Regions from separate parts of the Homo sapiens genome. Here all the other regions are linked to region 2. Evidence: chromatin contacts called from ENCODE Hi-C or POLR2A ChIA-PET data. All regions are on one chromosome and are shown on one strand. The core of a region is the stretch at or near the end of the contact, and the rest is flanking DNA. Distances in the headings are between cores, read along the strand shown.

Region 1 (4,089 bases), core at 637-3,136, 890 kb after region 2:
TGCCACCACCTCCTGAAAGCCTTTCTGGACTTACCCAAGTAAAACTTATTAGCCCCCTCTCCGTGCCTCTACAAGTTTCTTTTGTTGTTACTATTAGGTAAGATTTGACTCAGACAATAGTTTCATTAGTACTGTTAAGGCACTTACTGCAGTCCGCTCTGTACTACACCTGGGGTGTGTGTCTCCCCTATTACACTGTGAGCTCTTAGGTGGATTAAAAAATTATTCTTTCGCTGAATAAATATCCAGATGGGGTCAGGCACCCTGGCTCAGGCCTGTAATCACAACACTTTGGGAGGCTGAGGCAGGAGGACCACTTGAGCCCAGGAGTTCGAGACCAGCTTGGGCAAGACAGCGAGACACCATCTCTACCAAAAATACAAAAATTAGACGGATGTGGTGGCGCGTGCCTGTAGTCCCAACTACTTCGGAAGCCGAGGTGGGGGGATCACTTGAGCCCAGGAGACAGAAGCCGCAGTGAGTCATGATCGTGTCACTGCGCTCCAGCCCGGGCGACGGAGACCCCGTCTTTAAAAAAAATGTTTGTTCAAAAGTCCAGATTGGTAAATAATTAGGCAGAAACTATAGGTAACTCCTACACTCATTCTTCATTCTTCCTGTAAAACAAAATAACACATCCTAATTAATTCGATTTATAAATTCCGTTCCTTAAAGTAACACCCACCTGTCCAGTATTTAAAAATCACTGCTGACTAAACACAAATATTCGCTCCACAAAATGCCTATCCTGTCCCAACAATGATGTAAGCATTTCCTTCATCATAAATATAAAATGCCCCGAATTTAGTCGTAGACTTGACATATCTCGCTCTTTTCCAAATAATTGTAAATTCTGTACAAAACACACGCACCAAAAAAATGTCACCAAGATGCAAGAGGACGTAAGAGGGAGTCAACCTTGGAACTGGGCCAACCGCCGCCTGCATTACTGGGAAGCCACTGCTGCCAAGCAAAGGTCAGGCATTCATTCAGGCAACATTTTTTCCAACAAGTGCTTCACACTCGCACGCACACACACGCTCCTTTAAAAGTCAACAACAATTAAAAAAAAAAAAAAACCTCTCTAATGCCACTCCTGAAAACTAGGGCTGAAAGCTAAGTGCGTCCAACCGACAAGAAACCCAGGAAAGCTGAGTAATCCCCGAGTCCAAGTGGACGGTCACGCCAAAAGTCCACACGGGTGTGGCCCACCTACGGCGAAGCTGTATGGGAGAAGCCCGGGCTCCAGCCTCCCGGTTCGCCGAGCCCGCGTCCCCGCCGCCCCATCGGGAAGTCTCAGCGGCCGGGAAGGGGGAGGGGGCAGGAACGCCTCGGAGCCGGACGACAATCACTTCCCGGGAAAGCGGCTCCCAGACAAGCCGCCCCAGGGAAGGAAGGCGGCCGAGGGGCCCGGCGCGGGGCTGCCGCGCGCGCCGAGGCCGCGGTAACAAAGTTTGGAAACCGCGAGAAAACTTTTCCAAGAGGAAACGCGGCGGCGGCGCTGGGCCTATAGTTTCTCCTCCCCAGCCCAGGCGGCCCCCCGACTTCCCGAGCGCTGGGAAGCGCCGGCCGTGCCCGCCCGGGCCCCATACTCGGGCCCTGCGGGGGAAGGGACCGCCGGCCCGACGCGGGTCCCACGCCCGCCCGGGGCCCAATTCCCGGCGACGTCGCCAAAGAAACCGCGCCCCGCCCGCTCGCCCGCCCGCGGCTCGCGGGGCCCAGCTTGGGACGGCCCGGCCCAAGGACCCTCTCGGCCTGGCCCGAGAGACCGCGCCCGCGAGGAGGGAGGTACGAAGTTACCTGCGGCTAGCTGGGCGAGCGCTAAATTCCAGAGGCCCGAAGCAGACGGGCGCTGCTTTGTCTCCCTCCAGTCCGGCTAGGAGGAGGAAATGGGCCGCCCCACGCCCCCGCCCCCGGCCCGCCCCCCGCCCGCGGCCCCCGCCCCTGTCCCGGCCCCGCCCGCCCTTCCTGGCACCTCCCTCCGACTCGCTCTTCCCGGCGCCTCCCGCCGCCGCCCCGCCCGCTCCTCCCGGCCGTTCCGGCCTCCGCTTTTGGGGAAAGGGAAGGCCCCCACCGCGAAGAGAGTCTGGCAACGCCGGACCGGGACCCCCGAGGGACCTCTTCCTCCCCGCCGCCCACCTCAGAATTCCTTCCTCCCCGGCCCCTAGTGGGAGCTTAGGCCGGGAGTGACCCCTGAGAGGGAGGAGGAGCGGTGACTCCTGGAACAGCCCGCGGGCGGAGAGGGCTGCGCGAGGGCAGGTGAGTCACCGCTCCGCGCACAGGTGAGGCTCAGGGGCGGCCTCGCGCGGGCCCCCACCCCGGCGGAATCCCAGAGACGCGACCAGGGGTACTGGGCACGCTCCCCTCAAGAGTGTCACAGGTGTCCCGGAGTCACAGTCTTCTGGAAAAGTGATCTAGGCCAACTACCTGGCTTTACAGAAGGAGAAGCGGAGGCTAAGGAAAGGCCCCACAGCTTCGGGACACAGTGGAACTAGAATCTGACTCTCAGGACCTTTCATAATGTGAGGTGGAAGCGCCCCTAGAATTCACCTAACCCGTCCCCTCACTCCACAGATGGAAACACCCGAAGCCCTCTTGATCAAGGACTTTTTTTTTTTTTTAAGACGGGGTCTCCCTCTGTCGCCCAGGCTGGGGTGGAGTGTCGCGATCACGGCCCACTGCAGCCTCAAATCCCTGGACAACCGACCCTCCCACCTCAGCCTCCGGAGTAGCTGGAACTACAGACACAGAGTCTCACTATGTTGCCAGGCTGGTCTCAAACTCATGGGCTCAAGAAATCCTCCTCAGCCTCCCAAAGTGCTGGGATTACAGGCTAGAGCCACCTTGCGGGGAGGACATTTACAAACACAAAAGAGGCACCGCAGCAGCTGTCCCTTTTTGGGCTTGTTCCCGCCCCGCCCCCAGCACGTCCCCCCTCCCAGCTTGTCCCCCTCCTCCAACAAATTTGAGGGACCTGACTTCTATCTCTATTCCTCTGGTCATTTGGGGCATTTTATTCTTACCCTTTCTTATCTTCATAGTGAATACTCCAAAAACAAAAGAAAACAAAATTACAAAGCAAACAAACAACACAAAAAAACAAAAACTACTACATGCTCACTATCATCCTGGTATAGAAAACCCTAATGATGTTTCCCCTGCTCACGGGATGATGAATAAGATAGATTTCAGTATTGGCCTATAAACCTGAATAATGCAAGACGACGATGTCCACTGCTGGCCTTGTGCTGAATAGAGAGCAGGGTGCTAGGGAGACCTGCCCTTACCGTGTTTACCCTCTACTCCTCACATCTCCCTCTCCCCCAAGGGAATATAAACTTCTGGAAAGCAGGAGCTGTATCTCCTGCAGCACCCAGCACATTGCCCATCCCCTAGGGAGTGCCTAGTGAACATCTGTGGGTGAATGTGCCCACTGTAATTCAAAGTACTGTGGGCCTGTGCTAGTTAACAGATGCTGACAAAGGGCAATAGGACCATGAAGTGGGGAGAGAACAACCTTTAAGAAAAAGAGGATGGGCACAGTGGCTCACACAAGTAATCCCAGCACTTTGGGAGGCCAAGATGGGTGGATCACATGAGCTCAGGAGACCAGCCTGGGCAAAATGATAGAACCCTTGTCTACAAAAAAATACAAAAACATAGCTGGGTGTAGTGGCACCTACCTGTAGTCCCAGCTACTTGGGAGGCTGAGGTGGGAGGATCGCTTGAGCCTGGGAGTTCAAGGCTGCAGTGAACCATGACTGCACCACTGCACTCCAGCCTGGGCAACACAGTGAGACTCTGTCTCAAAAAGAAAAAGAAAAAGGCAAACCCTGACAAGGTCATTCTTGTCCAACTACCCCTGTCCTGTTTCTGGCTGCAGGGTCTTTGCTCCTGTAGTCTCCTCTGCCTAGAGTGGCTTTGGCGTCCCTCTACTTCACCTGGCTAACTCAGAACATAATTCATATATTTTGGATATTTGTCCCTGCCCAAATCTCACATTGAAATGTAATCCCCAGTGTTGGAGGTGGGGCTGGTGGGAGGCATTTGGGTAATAGAGGAGGATCCCTCATGGCTTGGTGCTGTCCT
Region 2 (4,218 bases), core at 1,509-4,008:
AGACCCAGCTACTGCGAGGATGAGGGGTAGGGGGGTTCTACCCAAGTTCCGGGGGCTGGCTGGGAACTCGGAGGCCAATCTCCTTCAGCTGTTCCCATCTCTTCCCAGGGCAAAAATCAAACCATCACCCCCTCTCCCTCCTCCCCAAGGAGAGGACAATTTCCGTTCTGGGAGGGGGGTGACAGCTGCAGAGCGGGCCACTCCCCACCCCCCCAAGCTCCAGCCTGACTCTCATCTAGGGAAACTGCTAAATCAACAATACGCAGTTACGGGTAGGTAGCCCGCCGGCCTGAGTTTCCCCGCACGGCTCTCAGAAAGGGGTTTAGAGGGGGCTTCGGTCTCAGTTCCCGGTTTTCTAGTGGCGGTTGGAAACCAAGGCACGGGCATCTTTCAGGAGGGGGATCAGGTGAAGCTTAGGCCAGTAGGTCCCCCAAGACGTCTAATTTAAATACTCCCAACTGCAAAGGACAGACGCCCCCCACCCCGCGGCCTGGGGCAGCTGAGGTGGAGCCGGGCGTTCAAATCGCGCTCCAAACAAGTCCGCAGCGACCGCGCTCGCAGCCCCCGCCAGGCGGCCCCAGCGGAAAACTTGAAAGGGACTCTGTTTGCCGGCGGCCCTGGGGCGGCTCCGGCGGGGGCGAGGGCCGAGCGATCTCACACACGCCCCCTCCCCAACGCTTCCAAAGAAAATGCGGGGGTGGGGGGGACAGGGCCCACCACAAATCCAAGGGCTCCAAACAGCGCCCGCCGCGCGAGGAAAGGTGGGGGTCAGGAGTCTGGTCCGCTGGTCACCCCCTTAGCTCCCCCCCCATCCGAAGGCGCGACTCTCAGACCACCCAAAGTCCAGGGGGCAAAGGAGGGCGCGGTTGCCAAACCTTCAGACCCCCGTCGCGGGAGACTTCAGGGAGCGGGTCTTTCCGAATGAGTCACTACAGAACCCCCCAAATTTACTGGTGCTTCCTTGCAGCCCGAGGCACCAGCCCAACTCCGCGCACCCCTTCAGATTCCCGGGGGGGAAAAAAGAACAAAAAGAGATCTTGCTCCCACTTTGGGCGTTTCAGCTCTTCTGACAGGTCCCGAAGGTGGCCCCCCATTTAAAAACCGGGGTCACTCGCTTTCCGTCGATCCTACAAATAAACAAAGCCAGGCGCACCCCGCGCTCCCCGCCGGAAAGCAGCCCATTCCGGGCGAGGACAACTTCCCCCAGCCAGAAAATTAACACATTCCTCTCGCGGCGGTTCAGCCCCTCACTCCGCTCCGGGGAAGCGAAGGGGAGGGGGGTCGGGCCGAACTTCATGGGTAAATTTGGGGCCAGTGCAGCGTGGCAGGCGCCGGGGACGTACGCCCCCCACAGTTCCGCAGCTAGAGGAACACCCCCATTCTCCCTCCCAGGCTCTGCACGCTGCGTGGCCCACGCGGGGCTCGGGAGACAGCTCAAAAGACTCCCCAAGGCTGGGAAAGGAGGGAGGGAGGGGCCGCGGGGCACCGTGGTGGTGGGGGAGATACTTTGATGGAAAAAAAAGGTCAAACTTCATCAGCCCGCCGGGCACCCCGCGGGCAGCGGGGGCGAGGAGCCGGAGGAAAAATGCAGAAGTAGCCGCCGCTTCTTCCAAGTGGTGGGGGAGGCTCAGCCACGCGTGGTCGAGGGCGCCCAGAGCAGTTAACGTCGCCCCTCAACACAGGGCTGCGAGCGGGGTCTGATGGGGGGAGTGCGCGCCAGAGATCTACAAGCAGCCGCCCCCGCAGGCTGAGCGCCCGCCCAACGCCAAGAGGTGAGGACCCCGGGCGCCCGCTGCCCCAGCGCCCGCGAACTGGAGTAGTGGGGGGGAGGGGGGCGGCACCCCGCAAGGAGCGTCCCAGCCCCACTCCACGGCGCCCAAGCCGCCGTCCCAGACCCTAAAACCCCTCTTTTTGTCTGAACTCAGTGATCTGCGACCGAGCATACTGCGGCTTAGGGAGGCTTGGGTATAGCAGCGGCCACCAAGCGATCACCGGCGCTAGGTCTCCCAGGCTCCGGGGCTCCGCGGCTTACGGTGCGGGCGCCCCCCGCCCCTCCCAAATACGGACCCCTCCTTCCCCGTCCCCGGCTCTCCGCACCTGAACTTCGGGGGAACCCGCGCAGCCAAACTTTCCGCCGACTTGCAGCGAACTCCGGCCCCGGCCGCGCACCGAACCCCGGGGGAGGAGAGGGAGGTAGGCGGGGAAGGGGAGGGGGCCGGCCTCCGGGGGGGGTCGAGGGAGGGCCGTGGCCCGACACCTACCGGCTCTCCGAGTCGTCCAAGCCGCCACCGCCGCCGTCGCCGCGAGGCCGAGGGGGAGGGGCGGGGCAGGGAGCTGCGCTCCGCTCTGGGCACCACCGCCGCGGTGCGCTCCGCTCCAGCCGCCAGCAGTGCCCGGGTCCGGAGCCCGAGTCGCGCCGCCGCGGCTGGCCCGAGGCGGGGAGGGGGGGGAGCCTGCAGCACCTGCCCCTCCTCCCCCTCCCCGCGGCCCAAATTAAAAAACAACAAAAAGCAACTAATCACCCCCGAGCTGAGCGCGGCTCGCGGGCGGAGGGCTCAGCGTGCGGCGCCCGGACTCAGCAGGCGGCGCGCATGGCTGGGCGCGGGCTGGGCAGGGCTGGGACGCGGGGCCCGGCTTCAGGGGATAAGGCTCTGCCGCTCTTCTCGCTCGGCTCGGGCGTCTGCTCTTGCCGCCAGTGCCGCCTCTGCTGCCGCCGCCTCTACATCCCCGCTCAGGCTCAGCCGCCTCTGCCGCCGCCGCCGCGCGCCCGCCCGGGCAGGAGCTATGAACGCTGCCCGGGGGCTGCCGGCAAAACCCGGACCGGACTCGCCGCTCCCTCCTCCCCCCAACCCCCTCCACCTCGGCTCCCCTCCCTCCTCCCGCCGCCTCCCTCCCAGCGCAGCTCGGGCCACTTGGACGCCGCGGGCTCTGAGGCCGGAGCTGCAGCCGCTGCGCCTCGAGCTCCCCGCGCCCTGACGCGGTCCACCCAGGCTCAGCTCCCTTGCGCGCCCCGTCTTCGCCTATTTCCCGCAACTTTACAAAAAAAAAAAAAAAAGGACGACCTCCCCGCTTTGGTGAGGCGGTCTGGGTTTAGAGACGCACCTCCGGGGAAATCTGCTATCTTTCTGCCCCCTCTAGAGCGGGGCCAGAAGCTTCGAGGACCGGGAGGGAGAATTTGGCCGCGCCCCCCAGCTCAGGTGCGCGGCGGGCCAGAGATTCCTAGTCGAGGGTCCTGGGAGGTAGACGCGTGTTCCAAGACCCCACCCTTCCAAGAGCTCCTTAATGGATTCAGTGGGCACTAGGGCCCCGGGAGAAAAGGGGCGGAGATTCCCGTTCCCATTTCTCAGGTGAGGAAACTGATCCGAGAAAGGATATTTTATCTCTCAGGCAGGCATCAGCCTCAACTCTTGAGTCCCGGGGCTAAAACGACTACGTACATTTGGTGCCCTGAGACCATGGCCTACGCACTCAAAACCCGAAACAATGCTTGGAACAGCAGCGCTCAATAGGTACTGATTGAAAGACAGAAGGAAAACTCAGCCTTGCCAGAGTAGGCGCCCAGTGGGGACAGAGTTGGGCCCGCATATCCCGCTTTCACTCCATCAGTGGCCTCCATATGCCCATCTTAGGCTAATTAATCCTGCTGCTGCAGATGTCTTCACCTCACGTACCCATGGTGCAAGCCCCGGGCTCATATAATCCCAACTGCATATAATCCCAAAGTGGAAGTTTTCTCCAATTCTTTGGGATTCGTGGGGGCGGATTTGTGCAAGGCCGACCTTCCTCTGCGAGGCGAAGAAAACGCAGTCCCCAGACCCAAGCAGGGGAGGGAGAGGGGGAGGGCGGTTGGGGAAGTCAGCCTAGGGTTAAACGTTACAGCCTGAGATCGATTGGGGCCCAGATAACAGGGAGTTAACTGTGGCGATCCGGGCGCCTGCAGCCACAGGCGCGGCCTCGGTGGGAGAAGCGAAACTGTCTCCCACCTCGCTGCTTCCTCTCCTCTGCTCTGCGCAGCCTGGCTGTCTCCGAGGCTGGCGCGAGGGCTTATGGAGCATGGATCTCCTGGCAGCAGCAGCTGGTGCCCACCTTCCACGCCTTCTATATGTGGCCTTGGGGCCTTGACCCAGCCGGGGTGGGGTGGGGGGAGGTGTCAAAGGGCAGAGCTCATCTGGAATGTGTTGCCTCTCTGCCACTCCTGATATCCAAGACCACACGAAG
Region 3 (3,898 bases), core at 102-2,601, 750 kb before region 2:
GAACCGTCCTTAAGCACACAGGTAAGACACACACAAGGCAGAAGGCAAATAAACGTATCCCTCAACTCTGAGGAGAGGCAAAGAAGAGAAACGATCTTTGCACCAGCTCTGTCTCTGTCTCTGTTTGTCTCTCTCAGTACCAAGGGCAGGGACTCTGGCAAGACCCCGCCCCCCACCCCCAACTCCAAAGCAGGGTGGGCGGGAGGCAGCCTGAGGAGTCCCTGTTCCCGCGCGAAGCTCAGAGACCAAAGGACTCCCTATTGTGGGTCTACGAATGGTGACGGGAACCTGTCCCGCTCGAGCTAAAGAGTAAGCCGAGGGCTCACTAGGCCCTCACCGCGGCCACCGCCGCCATGGAGCCGACCGCTGTCACAGAAGGGCTCCACCAGGGAAGCGGGAGGATGGCCCCGGCCCAGAGCCTACCCAAAGAGAATTCACGCCTCACAATGTGTGGGAGGCGAGGGTCCCGGAGCCTTACCTCGGACACTTCGTCCTCGTCACTGCCAGAGGCACCACCTCCACCCCCGGTCCTCAGCACGGCAGCCGCCAACTTGAAATCCAGCGCCGCGTCCCCTCCGCCCGTACCGCTGCCGCTGCCGCCGCCGCCGCTGCTGCCGACTCCCGACGCTGGCCCGGCCTCCCCAAAGAGCCTCACGGTGCGGATCCCCAGACCGACCCCTCCCGGCGGAGGCGGCTCCGAGGCCCCAGCTGGGGCGGATCGCGGAGCCACAGAGTCCAGGTCCTCCTCAAAGGAGGTGCCGCCGCCTCCGCTATCAGTCAGCATTGTTCGCACCCGGAGCCGGAGACGGTGCCGACCCACTCGCGGTCACCGCCGCCGCTGATCTCGGGAACGAGAAGAGCAGCAAGAGGAAGAAGCGTCTCCTTTCCCCCGTCCCAGCAGCGCCACTAACTTCTCACTGCCTAACCTGCTGCCTCCCGCCCCCTCGACTCGCCACTGGCTGCAATACCCTGGCGGCTGCAGATCATTGGCCAAAGTGACCCGTCGCTCAGGCTCTTCGTCACGCGCCGCTCGCTGGCTCGCAGCCGCCAAGCTGCGTTGACCCGCGCAGGCCTAGGCGGTTGCGAACACCCGCCTCCCACTCTTCACCAGCTGACTTCCGCTCTTTTCCTATGTCTATTGGCCAACCCGCCTGACTATCGCGTCACGACCTTAAAGTGGATTAGTTGGCCTTGTGGTCAGTCATAGTGACCCCGAACAATGGGAGAATTCATTGGCGCCATAAAGTGTCGGTCACTTTGTCGCGGGACGTCGCGTGGTACAATTGGCCTGTGGGAGTACCATTGATCCCGCCCTCATCTGAGGTGACGGGAAAGGGCCGGGAAATTTCCACTTCTGAATAAAATGACTGCTGAAGTGATGACCCGCAAGAATTGGTCAAATTTGGAGTAGACTTCACCCTGCGCTTGGTGAAACTTCTACGTCAAGGATGCAAGAGGCGCCGAAGTAACGCAGCTCCCACCTGTCGCTCTCCGCTGGGCGCCGAGACTATGGCCGGAGAATAGCTGCACCGGGATTGGAGAAAGGAAGCCATCAGTCTTAGGAAGGCTCCACCTTCCTGCCATTGCCTGGTTGGAGGAGCGTAGCGTCAGTCACTAGAGCAGTCACCACCTCTGGGACAGGTGAAGATGTGTAACCTATTTGCCGGGGGCTATTTGGGAGGGAATAGAGGACGGGGAGCGATGAGGGGACAGTCGAGGGGCAAGGCCGATCTCGCTTCGCGCCTCCCGCCTTTCTGAGTTGAGCCTAGCGCGCGGGTCTGAGGGACATCCGGGGAGCTGCTTGGGATGGCCGCCTTGGGGAGACTCGACCCGCCCGCCAGGACCCGGCCGCGCGCCGCAGTTCGGGCGCCTTCGGGCAGGATCGCCCAGCGGGGCCGCGTTCTCCTGCTTGCGGACGGCTGCGGGCCTGAGGGCTGGACAGCGCCATGCCTCAGTACCGGGAACTGTCCCACGTAGGAAGGTGGGAATGCCGCGAACGGCGTGCGGAATCCGACCTCAAGGTGGAACGGGGTGGTGAAGAGTGCATGCTCCGAGGCAGTTTCGAGTTCTGGTGCTGCCACTTACTTGCTGCCTGACTTCGGCGCGTTTGCTGTTTCATTTTTGTGACTTTCAACTCGCTCCTCTGTGAAATGGGAGTAATATTAGTACCTTCCTCATTGGGTTGTTGTTATGAATAAATTAGATGATAATATAGCGCTTAGCAAAGTCCCAAACTTACAGGAAAGACTCATTTTTGCTAGTTATTGTCTCCTCTTCCTTCAGGAACTCTCTGCTCGCCCCTGGGTCCTGCCAGCCCAACTAATTCTAGTTCTAATCAGATCTGTGTGGTGCAAAACAAGGCTAGCTGTGGTGGTCTTCCCTCCTCTAAGGAGATCTCTTCCTCCCTATATGCATCTCTCTATCTCTGTCTTTATCTTGTCAGTAAAGAGGGGGGTTAAAAATATTCAGATTCTATAGCGGGCGCCGTGGCTCACGCCTGTAATCCCAACACTATGGGATGTTGAGGCGGGCGGATCATTTGAACCCAGTAGTTCGAGCCCAGCCTAGGCAACATGGTGAAATCCCGTCTTTACCAAAAATACAAAAATTGGGCTCGGCGCGGTGACTCACGCCTGTTAATCCCAGCACTTTGGGAGGCCTAGGTGGGCGGATCATTTGAGGTTAGGAGTTCTAGACCAGCCTGGCCAACATGGCGAAACCCCGTCTATACTAAAAATACAAAAATTAGCCAGATGTGATGGTGCGTGCCTGTAATCCCAGCTACTCGGGAGGCTGAGGCAGGAGAATCACTTGAACCCAGGAGGCGAAGTTTGCAGTGAGCCAAGATCGTGCCACTGCACTCCAGGTTAGGCGACAGAGCAACACATCGTCTCAAAAAAAAAAAAAAAATTAGCCGAGCATGGTGGTGCATGCCTGTAATTCCAGCTACTCAGGAGGCTGAGGTGGGAGGGATCCCCTGAGCCTGGGAGATGGAGGTTGCAGTGAGCCGAGATCGTGCCACTGAACTCCAGCCTGAGCAACAGAGCGGTGCCCTGTCTAAAAAAATTAAAAAAATAAAAAAAAAACGGTTTCTATCTAATCCTTTAATCAGACATGACCAAAAAAGGAGTCTGGTGGTTTGTATGGAAAATATCCTTTGACCCAGAGAATGTCCATATGATAACAGAATTTGGCTGAAAAAAAAAAAAATGGCCGGGCGCAGTGGCTCACACCTGTAATCCCAGCACCTTGGGAGGCAGAGGTGAGCGGATCACGAGGTCAGGAGATGGAGACCATCCTGGCCAACATGGTGAAACCCCGTCTCTACTAAAAATACAAAAATTAGCCAAGTGTGGCGGCGCGTGCCTGTAATCCCAGCTACTCGGGTGGCTGAGGCAAGAGAATCGCTTGAACCCAGGAGGCGGAGGTTGCAGTGAGCCGAGATCGCACCACTGCACTGCAGCCTGGCGACAGAGCAAGACTCAGTCTCAAAAAAAAAAAAAAAAAGTCATTTTCTCCTCTCTTACAACTTTAACAAAGGCCTTTATATATCTCAACTGTGCAATATTTAATATTTCGTCATCCTTAAACTGGGATCTTAAAATTTTATAAGAATATAATGATTTTTAAAATAACTTTAAAAGTTGATTCTGCCAAACATTTATTTAAAAAACATTTTGAATATCATAAACATTTCTTTGGCTTAGTAATTGCTCATTTTGACATTTCACATGTAAAGGATAGTGTTTTCTATGAGCAGAACATGTTTGTTAAATGTTCTTTCTAGATAATAAATAAGTTGTAGAAAATGTTAAAAAAAAGTCTTGTACCTATTCTAGAGAACTATTTTAATGTAAATGCTATGTACACTGGCTTTAGTTAGCATTTGTGGAACTTA

What was found. Hi-C counts contacts between places; a loop is a spot of excess contacts on that map. ChIA-PET counts read pairs that join two places held with the same protein, here RNA polymerase II (POLR2A). Pooled maps may share reads with other maps.
Region 1: a pooled map shows a loop between it and region 2 (5-fold over the local background). The contact joins the promoter of CTNNA1 here to the promoter of CXXC5 in region 2. A Hi-C loop is called at or near these places in 1 of 37 single-sample maps with no recorded cell type and 3 of 50 pooled maps. POLR2A ChIA-PET finds 5 or more read pairs at or near these places in 3 of 52 experiments (activated CD4-positive, alpha-beta T cell, activated CD8-positive, alpha-beta memory T cell and activated T-cell).
Region 3: a loop to region 2 is called in a map with no recorded cell type, with 7 times the contacts of the local background. The contact joins the promoter of ANKHD1-DT here to the promoter of CXXC5 in region 2. A Hi-C loop is called at or near these places in 3 of 37 single-sample maps with no recorded cell type and 7 of 50 pooled maps. POLR2A ChIA-PET finds 5 or more read pairs at or near these places in 1 of 52 experiments (OCI-LY7).

What each region holds. Positions count from the first base shown.
Region 1 is chr5:138,751,222-138,755,310 of GRCh38, reverse strand. It overlaps CTNNA1 (catenin alpha 1), which reads right to left and starts at 1,886. Exons shown (of 18, transcript NM_001903.5): 1 at 1,801-1,886. It overlaps CTNNA1-AS1 (CTNNA1 antisense RNA 1), which reads left to right and starts at 1,387. Exons shown (of 2, transcript NR_134244.1): 1 at 1,387-1,788. RefSeq lists enhancers at 719-1,285, 1,286-1,853 and a silencer at 1,557-1,996.
Region 2 is chr5:139,646,889-139,651,106 of GRCh38, reverse strand. It overlaps CXXC5 (CXXC finger protein 5), which reads right to left and starts at 2,758. Exons shown (of 3, transcript NM_016463.9): 1 at 2,262-2,758. CXXC5-AS1 (CXXC5 antisense RNA 1) reads left to right here and starts at 1,379. Exons shown (of 2, transcript NR_149086.1): 1 at 1,379-1,772; 2 at 1,926-2,108. RefSeq lists an enhancer at 38-538 and silencers at 1,331-1,500, 1,701-2,830.
Region 3 is chr5:140,398,854-140,402,751 of GRCh38, reverse strand. It overlaps ANKHD1-DT (ANKHD1 divergent transcript), which reads left to right and starts at 1,351. Exons shown (of 2, transcript NR_186045.1): 1 at 1,351-1,641. ANKHD1-EIF4EBP3 (ANKHD1-EIF4EBP3 readthrough) reads right to left here and starts at 919. Exons shown (of 36, transcript NM_020690.6): 1 at 479-919. The coding sequence starts at 784. It overlaps ANKHD1 (ankyrin repeat and KH domain containing 1), which reads right to left and starts at 919. Exons shown (of 34, transcript NM_017747.3): 1 at 479-919. The coding sequence starts at 784. RefSeq lists enhancers at 716-1,605, 1,796-1,845, 1,936-2,085, 2,176-2,325.